Linked DNA regions of Homo sapiens: region 2 is linked to region 1. The links are chromatin contacts, found by Hi-C or POLR2A ChIA-PET in ENCODE. All regions are on one chromosome and are shown on one strand. The core of a region is the stretch at or near the end of the contact, and the rest is flanking DNA. Distances in the headings are between cores, read along the strand shown.

Region 1 (5,579 bases), core at 1-2,500:
TTTCCACTAGGCATGAGAAGAGTCAAACTCTCAACCAGAACACCCAGGAATGACAGTGGGAAAGGAGATAGGGGCCCTACAGTCTCACAGTCCTCATCTGGTCCCCCCAAAACGCACCTCTCTTTAACCTCCAGCTTGACATAAGCATGAGCCAGCCCATTGCCTGTCTTACAGAGCAGAGAAAGCCCTTCCTTCATCATGTCCTCCGTGAGGGGGGTGGGCAGCCACTGCAGGTAGAAGTGGAGTAAGGTGTCTCTCCCCTGCCCAACCCCCTCCTTCAGCCCTAGGACCCCTCCTTGTCCAGGCTCTCACTTCCTCAGGGAACTCTTCCCCCTCTTTTCTGTAGTCCTCCCCCTCCTCTGTCTCCTTCTCGTCCTCTTCTTTCTCAGAATCATCCTGGTCTGGCTCAGAGTCTTCTAGATCATCTTCATCTGACATCTTTCTTCCCTCCTGAAAGCTCTGGAGTCAGATAAGCTCAGTCCTCCTCCTGAAAAAGAAGGTCTCATCAGCTTCTGCCAGCCTTCAGCTCCTTCATCGTCATTGACACGTGCCACTCCCATCACCCCCATGACTTCTGACCCACCAACTCTAGGCTTCTTTCCTTATCCCTGTGAACATCTCATTTTGATTCTCAACTCCCACTTCACACTTTCCACTGAGGACCCCCTCCCTTCAGGATGTCACCCACACCCCCAGGCCTTTCCTGTCCTTCACAGTGACTCCAGCTCTCCTCCAGCAGCCGGGTGTCCCTATTTCCTGGGCTTCCCTCTCCCCCATTCTTCCCACCTCCCCCTTAAGCCATGCTCTCCAATCTTCCCTACCAATTCCTCCTCCTCTCCTCTCAGCTCCCATTGCGCCATCCGTAATCCCTGCTCCATTCATTTCTTCTACTTTTCCCTCCCCACTGGGCCAATTTCCTTGGGCCCTCTGGTACACCAGCCTAAAGCGCAGTCTCCAACCCTCCCACTCAATTCGCCTTAGCAAAGGGGCTCAGACCCTGTTTCTGCTCAATCAGAAGCAGTTCTGGAGAGGCCCTTGGTCCCGAGAGGGAAGGACTGTTTAGCAAGCGGGCGAGGGGAAGGAGGGGTTGTGTACTGCTGTTATGGCAACGGGGACGGGGCACTTGGCAACTGCAGCTCGCCACCGTTGAGAGTAGAGCGGCGACTACCTGATGCGCAAATCAGCCGGGGAGGGGATTGATCAGTAGTTGCCTGGTTACCACGCCACTTTCCCGTCCCGGGAACCCGGATGAGGCGCGGAAGGGGCGTTGGGCCGCTAATTGGCTGAGGACAAAAAGAAGTGGGCAGGGCTGAGAAGCGAGAAGAGAGGGGGCGGGGCTAGTCATTACGTCACCCAAGACCTTAAAGGGACCGGACATCTTCAATGCAAAAGTATTGTGAATTCAGGAAAAACTCGTCCTTCGAAGCAAAAAGGGCGGGGCTGCGAGGAAAAGCAAGAAACACCAAGATAAGGGGTCTTTTCCCCTTCCCCCTATAGTTTCTGCTCATTAGTTATTTTCAGGTAGACCTTTGGAAGGTGGCTTGGTGGAGCGGAAGGAGTCCAGACCCAGATACCTTAAGAACTGGGTTGGAGTCTTGGCAGATCTGCATTTGCTAGCTAAACGTACCCAAGACTCTTTGTTATCTGTAGAATTAGCTTAACTATATCAACTGACAGGGATCCAGTATGAGTTATCCTGGACTGGTTTGATGCAAACCTTTTAGTGGGTGGAAGGCAGAAAATTCAACATCTGCCCACTAAAATACTCCTGATCCAACGTTGTTATATCAGTAATCAACAGGAACTGGCATAGCCAAACCCAGGCACTCAGGCCTGTCTGACATGTTGAAGGAGATGAAAAAGATGTTGAGATGCAATAAATATTTCTGGAGAGTTTGTGCGAGACATTATGTCAAACATCTTTACAACTGATATTTAATCTCTGCAACAGTCCTGTAAGATAGACATTTGAAAGAAGAGGATACTGAGGCTCAGGGAGGTTAAGATGACACAATTCCTGCCTGGGGAAAGGGGGATGTTACCAATCTTGTTGTGGAATCTAATGTAAATGAAACAATGAGGTAACCAGGTAAGATGGCATGTGATTCATTGTTAAATTGTGCCCACAGACTTTATATAACGGCAAAGTGGTCTGGTGGAAGATGTGGTGGGCAAGAAATCAGGAAGTATTATATTACCTCCTGCCCAGGGCAGCTTGGAGGAATGTGGTTAATAGGCAAATCTGTTTACTTGGTGTCATGGAACCAGTAGGGACTTTAAAGTCAGAGACACCAGCTTCAAAACCCATCTCTACTACTTAATACCTGTGTGTCCTTCAGCAGGTTATGAAATCTTACTGAGGTCTAATTTCCACAGTCGTGAAATGGGGATTATTAAAACGTCCACCTGTAAGGATTGTTAAGGGATTAAAAGAGATAATGTGGGTAAATCGCCTTGCACTTAGTTGACCCTTAGTAAACATTTTCCTGCTCCTCCCCACCCCTGGCCTGTGTCCTTGGTACTGGGGTTGCTGTGAGGAAAAAGAAATAATAAATATGAACACTCTGAAGAGTGAGATGTGCTATACAAATGAAAGTTATTGTATTGTTGGAGTGTGGAGAAGGGAAAAATCCATGTGGTTTGATGTAGTCAAAAGAAATGGATATGAGTTTCCTTGGCCAAGAAGAAAGAGGAAGACACATTAGATGGGAAGAAAAGTTGTGATGTAAGGGTTAGGAAGGTGTCCTTGAACATACACTTTTGTTATTTTGTTTTTATTTTTGTTTTGAAATAGAGTTTCCCTCTGTCGCCCAGGATGGAGTGCGGTGGAGCAATCATAGCTCACTGCAACGTCCACCTCCTGGGCTCAAGCAGTCCTTCCGTCTCAGCCTCCTGGGTACCTGGGACTACAGGTGTGCGCCACCATGCCAAGTTAATTTTTTTGTATTTTTTGTAGAGACAAGGTTTTGCTATGTTGCCCAGGCTAGTCTCAAACTCCTGGGCTCAAGCAATCCGCCCGCCTCGGCCTTCCAAAGTGCTGGGATTATAGGCATGAGCCACTGCGCCCTGCCATGCTTTTGTTAAGCACTTAATCTGTCCCTGTGCTCCGGGACAGTAAAGCACAGAAGTCCTTATCTTTTATCTTCAAGAGGTGTACAGTTCAGTGACAAGATTAAGTACACAAGTAATTCAATATAATGAGACATGTTATAATAATCATACCCAACATTTATAGAGCTTTTACTAAGTGCTAGGGATCATTGTATAGTATATGCATATACATGATATCATATATTCGGGGCAGAGATTTCAGAGGCAGGAATCACCTGTGGTAATGCTTGGAGAAGAAAGAGCTCAATGCCTGTGCAAAGAAAGCAGGTGGTTCTGCTGGCTGGAACAGTAGGTGCAGTCGGGGGTTGGAATATGGTAGAAGCAGTAAACAGACTTGGATCACACTGAAGGATCTGGACTTTATCCTGAAAGCTGTGGGGAGCTATTGAAGGTTTTATTTCGTGTTTAGTTGGCAAGGACTGAAGTTACACTGTGTAATGAGAGCTAGATACTCCACAACATCCTTGATATTTTTCCCCCATCGGCTGGTCTAGATAGAGTCTCTTTCAATTATAAAAGTAATATTTAGGCTGGGCGTGGTGGCTCACGCCTGTAATCCCAGCATTTTGGGAGGCCTAGGCGGGTGGATCACCTGAGGTCAGGAGTTTGAGACCAGTCTGGCCAATATGGTGAAACCCCGTCTCTACATACAAAAAATTAGCTGGGGTGGTGGCTCGCACCTGTAATCCCAGCTACTCGGGAGGCTGAGACAGCAGAATCGCTTTAATACAGGAGGCCTAGGTTGCAGTGAGCTGAGATCGCGCCACTGCACTCCAGCCTGGGCAACAAGAGTGAAACTCCGTCTCAAAAAAAGAAAAAAAATTAGCCAGGCGTTGTGGCTTGTGCCTGTAGTTTCAGCTACTTGGGAGGCTGAGACACGAGAATCACTTGAACCCGGGAGGCAGAGGTTGCAGTGAGCCGAGATCACGCTACTGCACTCCAGCCTGGGCAACAGATCGAGACTCTGTCTAAAAAAAAAAAAAAGCCAGGCGCTTTGGCTCACACCTATCATCTCAGCACTCTGGGAGGCCAAGGTGGGCGGATCACCTGAGGTCAGGAGTTTAACACCAGCCTGGCCAACATGGCGAAACCCTGTCTCTACTGAAAATACAAAAATTCGCCGGGCGTGGTGGCGGGCGTTTGTTATCCCAGCTACTCCGGAGGCGGAGGCAGGAGAATCGCTTGAACCTGGGAGGCGGAGATTGCAGTGTGCTGACATCGCACCACTGCACTCCAGCCTGGGCAACAGAGTGAGACTCGGTCTCAAAAAAAAAGAAAAAAAGATTTTTAGATTAGTTTAGGGTTTTTTTCTTCTAATTATTCAATTCTAATATGTCTTGGGCTTCTTTCATGTCACTAAGCATAAATCTACCTCTTTTTCTCATAGTTGTCTAGTCTTCCATTATGTGGATATACTACCACTTTCCTTTCTTTCTTGCGTTTTTCCTTTTTTTTTTTTTTTTTTTGGTGTTGTTTTTTTTTTTTTTGAGATGGAGTCTGGCTCTCTCTCCCAGGCTGGAGTGCAGTGGCGTGATCTCGGCTCACTGCAAGCTCTACCTCCCGGGTTCACGCCATTCTCCTGCCTCAGCCTCCAGAGTAGCTGGGACTACAGGCGCCCACCACCACACCTGGCTAATTTTTTGTATTTTTAGTAGAGACGGGGTTTCACTGTGTTAGCCAGGATCGTCTCGATCTCCTGACCTCGTGATCTGCCCTCCTCGGCCTCCCAAAGTGCTGGGATTACAGGCGTGAGCCACCGCGCCCGGAACTTTCTTGTGTTTTTCTAGAGACAGAGTCTCACTACATTGTCCAGGCTGAGAGGCAGGAGAATAGGGTCCGGAGGCAGGGAATCTAAGGCCGAATCATGCTGACTGAATATCAGAGAGTACTCCCTTTTCAAACCCTCCTTTCTCTGTATGGCATTTGAAAAATGAAAGTACGTCTGATTGGTCCCCTCTCACAACCAGTCAGACTGATAGCAGGCCTACTCTCTTCATTTTGATTGGTCCCCTCCCACAATTAGACTGGCAGTCGGCCACTACTTCATTTGCATAGGGTGAACCAATGGGAAACCTCTAGATTGTATTTAAACCCCAGAAAATTCTGTCACCAATGCTCTTGAGCCACTTGCTGGAGCTTGCTCCCACTCTGTGGACTGTACTTTCCTTTAAAATAAATCTCTGCTTTTGGTGGATCAAGAGGTCAAGAGTTGGAGATCAGCCTGGCCAACATGGTGAAACCCCATCTCTACTAAGAATACAAAAATTAGCGGGGCGTGGTGGTGCAAGCCTGTAATCCCAGCTACTCAGGAGGCTGAGGCAGGAGAATTGCTTGAACCCAGGAGCCGAGATCGTGCCACTGCACTCCAGCCTGGGCGACACAGCAAGACTCCGTCTCGCGGGCACGGTAATTAAAAAAACAAACAAAAAAAATCTCTGCTTTCATTGCCTTGCTTTGTTTGTGTGTTT
Region 2 (5,081 bases), core at 1-2,500, 1.0 Mb before region 1:
ACCGACAGCCCATCATCATTTCCATTGTGCTCCAGCTCTCTCAGCAGCTCTCTGGGATCAATGCTGTGAGTGTGATACTTTAGGGTCAAACGTGTCTTAAAGTATTTCACTTAAAATGCCGGGCATGGTGGCGGTGTGCCTCTGTAGTCCCAGCTACTCAGGAGGCTGAGGTAAGAGGATCACTTGAGCTCAGGAGTTTCAGGTTGCAGTGAGCTATAATTATGCCACTGCATTCCAGCCTGGGAGACAGAGTGAGACTGTGTCTCTGAAATTTAAAAAAAGGAAAAAAAAAAAAGACCCTGGAAGGACACTGGCAACTTCAGAGTGAACTGACTTTACCAGTCTGTTTTTACAACTAGTATAGCGAGCATGGTAGTTTAAAGAGGGCATGATAGATGATAGTTTAAAGAGGGCGGCACAACGGAAGCTAGCATTTGGCAGGTAGCCCTTGTATTCCATGCAAATATCAGCTTCCTGCATTTGACTGTGGATTGTAGGAAGAGAGTATTCCTGTGCCTTCTAGTCAATATGGATATTAAGAGCACCCTTGTCCCACCTTTTTAAATACTGATTCATCCCCTAAGGGTTTTCAGATAGTCTTTGATCAATGGGATTAAATTATTTTGTAACAAAGCATTTTGCAAAACTTACTATTTTGAGCATTTTGATGCTCAAAATAGTAAGTTGGTTCTTGGAACTTTTCTCCTACCTAGCACACCAGGATATTTGTATTTGAAGTGGCAGTGCTTCTTATGAGGGGTTAGAGGCTGTTATGTCAGAATCTATGAGGAGCCAAGTGTGGTGGCTGCTCATGCCTGTAGTCCCAGCTACTACTCGGGAGGCTGAGGTGGGAATATCACTTAGGCCCAGGAGTCAAGCCTGGGAAATATAGTATGACCCTGTCTTTAAAAAAAAAACTTGGGAGGAAATACACAGTAGTTAGAAAAAGCCTCCTAGGTGATTTTGATGAATCCCAGTCTCAAATTTCTTCATTTGGAAATGATAATGTAGGCCACACGTATTACTGGAGAAAAATGTGCTCCCGAGACTTTCCAGAGCAGCAGAGCTGGGACTAGGCAGGTGAGGCAGCTACGTGCAAGTGTAGCCCTGAGAATGAGCACCTCTTTAAAGAATGTACCTTGCGTTAGTTCTGTGCCTGTTTAAAAAAAGAAAAAAGAAAGAATGAAAGAATGCACCTGAGGCAACTCCCTAGCTGCCTCACCACAGTCCAGGCCCTGCAAAACAGGATCAGTAAAAGATCACCTGTGAGAAATGACAAGTGATCCGTGAGCAGTCTGAGGGACAGACTCCTGCCATTTCAGAGTATGGTGTGTACATTCTTTTTTTTTTTGAAACAGAGTCTCACTCGATCGCCCAGGCTGGAGTACAGTGGCACGATCTCGGCTCACTGCAACCTCCACCTCCTGGGTTCAAGCGATTCTCCTGCCTCAGCCTCCCGAGTAGCTGGGACTACAGGCGTGTGCCACCATGCCTGGCTAATTTTTGTATTTTTAGTAGAGAACAGGTTTCACCATGTTGGCCAGGATGGTCTCGATCTCTTGACCTCATGATCCGCCTGCCACGGCCTTCCTAAATGCTGGGATTATAGGCGTGAGCCACTGCGCCTGGCCCATCCTTTTTTTGAGGTGAAGTCTTGTTCTGTCACCCAGGCTGGAGTGCTGTGGCGCAATCTCAGCTCACCACAACCTCCATCTCCTGGGTTCAAATGATTCTCCTGCCTCAGACTCCCGAGATTACAGGTGGGATTACAGCCCAGATTACAGGTGCCCACCACCATACCTTGCTTATTTTTTCGTATTTTTAGTAGAGAATAGAGGGATATCACCATGTTGGCCAGGCTGGTCTCAAACTCCTGACCTCAGGTGATCCACCCACCTCAGCTCTCTCTCCTAAAGTGCCGGCCTTACAGGTGTGACCCACCTCGCCCGGCATGTACATTAATTATTGTTGGACTAAGCTGGCTCCCAATTTAGTCAATGAGTAGATTTTGCGCTAGGTATAATCTCACCCAAAGCTGGCTGCATCAGAATTATGGGGGTTGGGATTCCTGAGTCAGCTGAATTTGAGAATCTCTGTGTAAGAGACCTGAAAGTTGTCTGTAAAAAAATAAATCTGATGCACAGCAGGCTTGGAAATCACTTTTCCAACCTACTTTGCACAAATGATGATTTCTAATTTCCCTTATGGGCAGATGGGTAAGAGGTTGCATTGTATCATGTTTACCTAGCAGAGTAAACTATTTAGGTGAGATGATGTAGGGGTTACCTTGCTTGGTGACACTAGATAGCAAAGTCATTTTACTATGAGAAATTTTATTGAGATGAGTACATGTACATTAGGTTTTTGACGTGTAGACATTATGTTAAGGAAAAGAATTGGCATACCTATTTATTGCTTGTTTAAACTGCTCAAGTAATTACTTTTGCACTAGCCTAATATATTTCCCCACAAGCTTGACGCCATCATATAATATGTTGAGATTTCTTAACAGTGTTAATTAGCCCTAGAGCAGCAGGTTTTTCAATAATGACTCTACAAATCTCAGTTTCAAAACACAATTATCTTATTTTAGAAAATATGAATATACATAGTTTACATCTTACGTACTAGGGATTTAAAGAGTTGTTTCGTGAGAAGGTAAATCCCAATGTAGAGGTCCATATTCATAAAAAAGACTAATAAATATTGCTATGGAGGCAAATACTCTGGGTGAAATAAACTGAAGTGAACCTCGGTAACCTAGATAATGTTCCCTTGTTAACTTGAGGTCTGAGTCCAGTATTTTAATATCTCTTAACTATGGTAGTTATAGCAACTTTAGATTTTAGCACAGTGCCTAGCAAACAACATAATAATTTATTTAATATATATTAAATTGCATTAGTAGCTGGTATTATTTCATAAAACACTTCAAAAGGGCCTAGGCCTAGGAAATACAGCCCAACCTCTGCTTATTCAATGAGCAGGATAAGGTTATTCAATTAGTTCACTATCAAATTGAGACATCGATGTCCCTATCAATGTTTTGAGAGTTTGGGGAAGAGCCAATTAAAAAAGCATTTAGCTGGGCCTGATGGCACATGCCTATAATCCCAGCAACTTGGGAGGCTGAGAGGCAGGAGGATCACTTGAGACCAAGAGTTTAGGACCAGCCTGGGCAACAGTGAGTTGCTGTCTCAACTTATAAAAAAGAAACCAGTTAGTAGGAATTACACCTTTATGTAAGTTAGTGAAGTGGACATAAGCAAGAGGAAATGGAACAGTGGGAATAAGCATTTTTAGAAGAAACAATGTAAATGAGTAGCTAGAATTAAGAACATTTAGAGAGAGAAAGGAGGGCCAGGTGCGGTGGCTCATGCCTGTAATCCTAGCACTTTGGGAGGCCAAGGCGAGCAGGTCACTTGAGGTCAGGAGTACGAGACCAGCCTGGCCAACAAGGTGAAAACCCATCTCTACTTAAACTACAAAAATTAGCTGCGTGTGGTTGCAGGCACCTGTAGTCCAGCTACTCAGGAGGCTGAGGCAGGAGAATCGCTTGAATCTGGGAGGTGGAGGTAGCAGTGAGCTGAGATTGTGCCACTGCACTCCTGCCTGGGTGACAGATCCAGACTAGGAGATAAGATACAGAAGATAATTCATTTGCAGAAGGGATATTAGTATTGAACGAAAACCTAGAAAAAGGACTTCTTACCCACTGGGACTTTTAAGTTTATTTTTGAGGGTTCTGTGTAACTGGTGTGCAGAATTGCATCAAAGCTGCATGTTTTCTTTTCTCCTAGGTGTTCTATTACTCAACAGGAATCTTCAAGGATGCAGGTGTTCAAGAGCCCATCTATGCCACCATCGGCGCGGGTGTGGTTAATACTATCTTCACTGTAGTTTCTGTAAGTTGGATGGTTTGGTAATTTTGAGGGGAGAAAAGAATCCTTGCTACAGATGTTCAAAGATGGATTGCATGACCCTACCATCATTTAGTTACCTTTTTGTTGCTTAATTTTCCTTTGGGAAAAAGAGATAAATTTAATGTTGGATGTAGTCTTCACTCTTCAAGCAAATATGGGATGGATGGGAAAGGAGGGAGTATAGAAGGGACTATATAGTATGCTTTGAACTTGGAATTGGAGGAAAGGTGCTTGGAAAAACTCTCAAGCTCTGTTACTCCACTGTTTTTACACTAAAACAACAATAATCAACAGAAGTTATCTGTGATCCCCAGAATATGTGAGAATTTTTCCCCGTGAGGTGTGCAATCAGTTCCGTAGTGGACACCATCTAGGTGTCCTGCGATTTTTTAATTATGACACTGTCTACCTGGAGATAGCATCAGATCTCACAGGTTGGTGGCCCAGTTCCCAAGACTGCCCCCCACTCCTGATGCCAGTCACAAGCTCCAGGTTGTTTTACCTGTGCTTCTGACTCACCAGCTGTAGATCAGGATTCCCACGACATCCTCTTTGGGTTTGATTAATTTGCTACAGTGGCTCACAAAACTCAGGAAAATTGTTTCCTAGTTTGATTTAAAGGATATTTTAAAGCACAGAAATACACAACCAGATGAAGAGATTCACGGGGCGAGGTCTGGAGGGATCCTGAGCATGGGAGCTTCTGTCTCTGTGGGGTTGGGGTGCACTCCTAGCACATAGATGAGTTGTTGCTGACCTTCCTGTCAGCTTCCACGGGTTCAGATATCTGGAAGCTCCCCATACCCTGCCTTTTGGGCCTTTTATGCAGACTTAATTGGTTCTCCATGATTGAAGCATGGACAACTGTTCTGACCTGTGATTGGACAAAAAGGGAATGATCTGAACCCAGCTGGGCCTGTCTGCTTAGATGATTTGTTGGCCTCTCTGTAGCGTTTCTTCCTCTAGGGTGTGGGGCAGGACCCTCTCTGAAATGAGGGTTTTATGACCCACAGTCAGATTAGCGTCCTGCCAAGTGGGAGGGCAGGAGAAAGTCAGAGAAGAATTCTGTTATCTGAGGCCTGCTCCTGAGGCCTGAAGCATCCCAACATTATGACAAAAGACTCTACCAAGGGCTATGGGGATTTTGAGCCAGGACCT

The links. A loop is a pair of places that touch in the nucleus more often than their neighbours do. ChIA-PET counts read pairs that join two places held with the same protein, here RNA polymerase II (POLR2A). Pooled maps may share reads with other maps.
Region 2: POLR2A ChIA-PET joins it to region 1 with 12 read pairs in activated CD4-positive, alpha-beta T cell. The contact joins the enhancer-like site here to the promoter of LRRC23 in region 1. A Hi-C loop is called at or near these places in 5 of 50 pooled maps. POLR2A ChIA-PET finds 5 or more read pairs at or near these places in 4 of 52 experiments (T-cell, activated B cell and activated CD4-positive, alpha-beta T cell).

Annotation. Positions count from the first base shown.
Region 1 is chr12:6,900,493-6,906,071 of GRCh38, reverse strand. It overlaps LRRC23 (leucine rich repeat containing 23), which reads right to left and starts at 1,250. Exons shown (of 8, transcript NM_001135217.2): 1 at 997-1,250; 2 at 313-487; 3 at 118-227. The coding sequence starts at 438.
Region 2 is chr12:7,924,668-7,929,748 of GRCh38, reverse strand. It overlaps SLC2A3 (solute carrier family 2 member 3), which reads left to right. Exons shown (of 10, transcript NM_006931.3): 6 at 1-65; 7 at 3,801-3,905. Among named protein-coding and RNA genes, the nearest start is that of SLC2A3, 9.0 kb to the left of the region's middle. Within about 2 kb of position 1,250, at least 2 of the 41 ENCODE cell types and tissues checked have a DNase peak (open chromatin) inside an H3K27ac peak, as active enhancers do.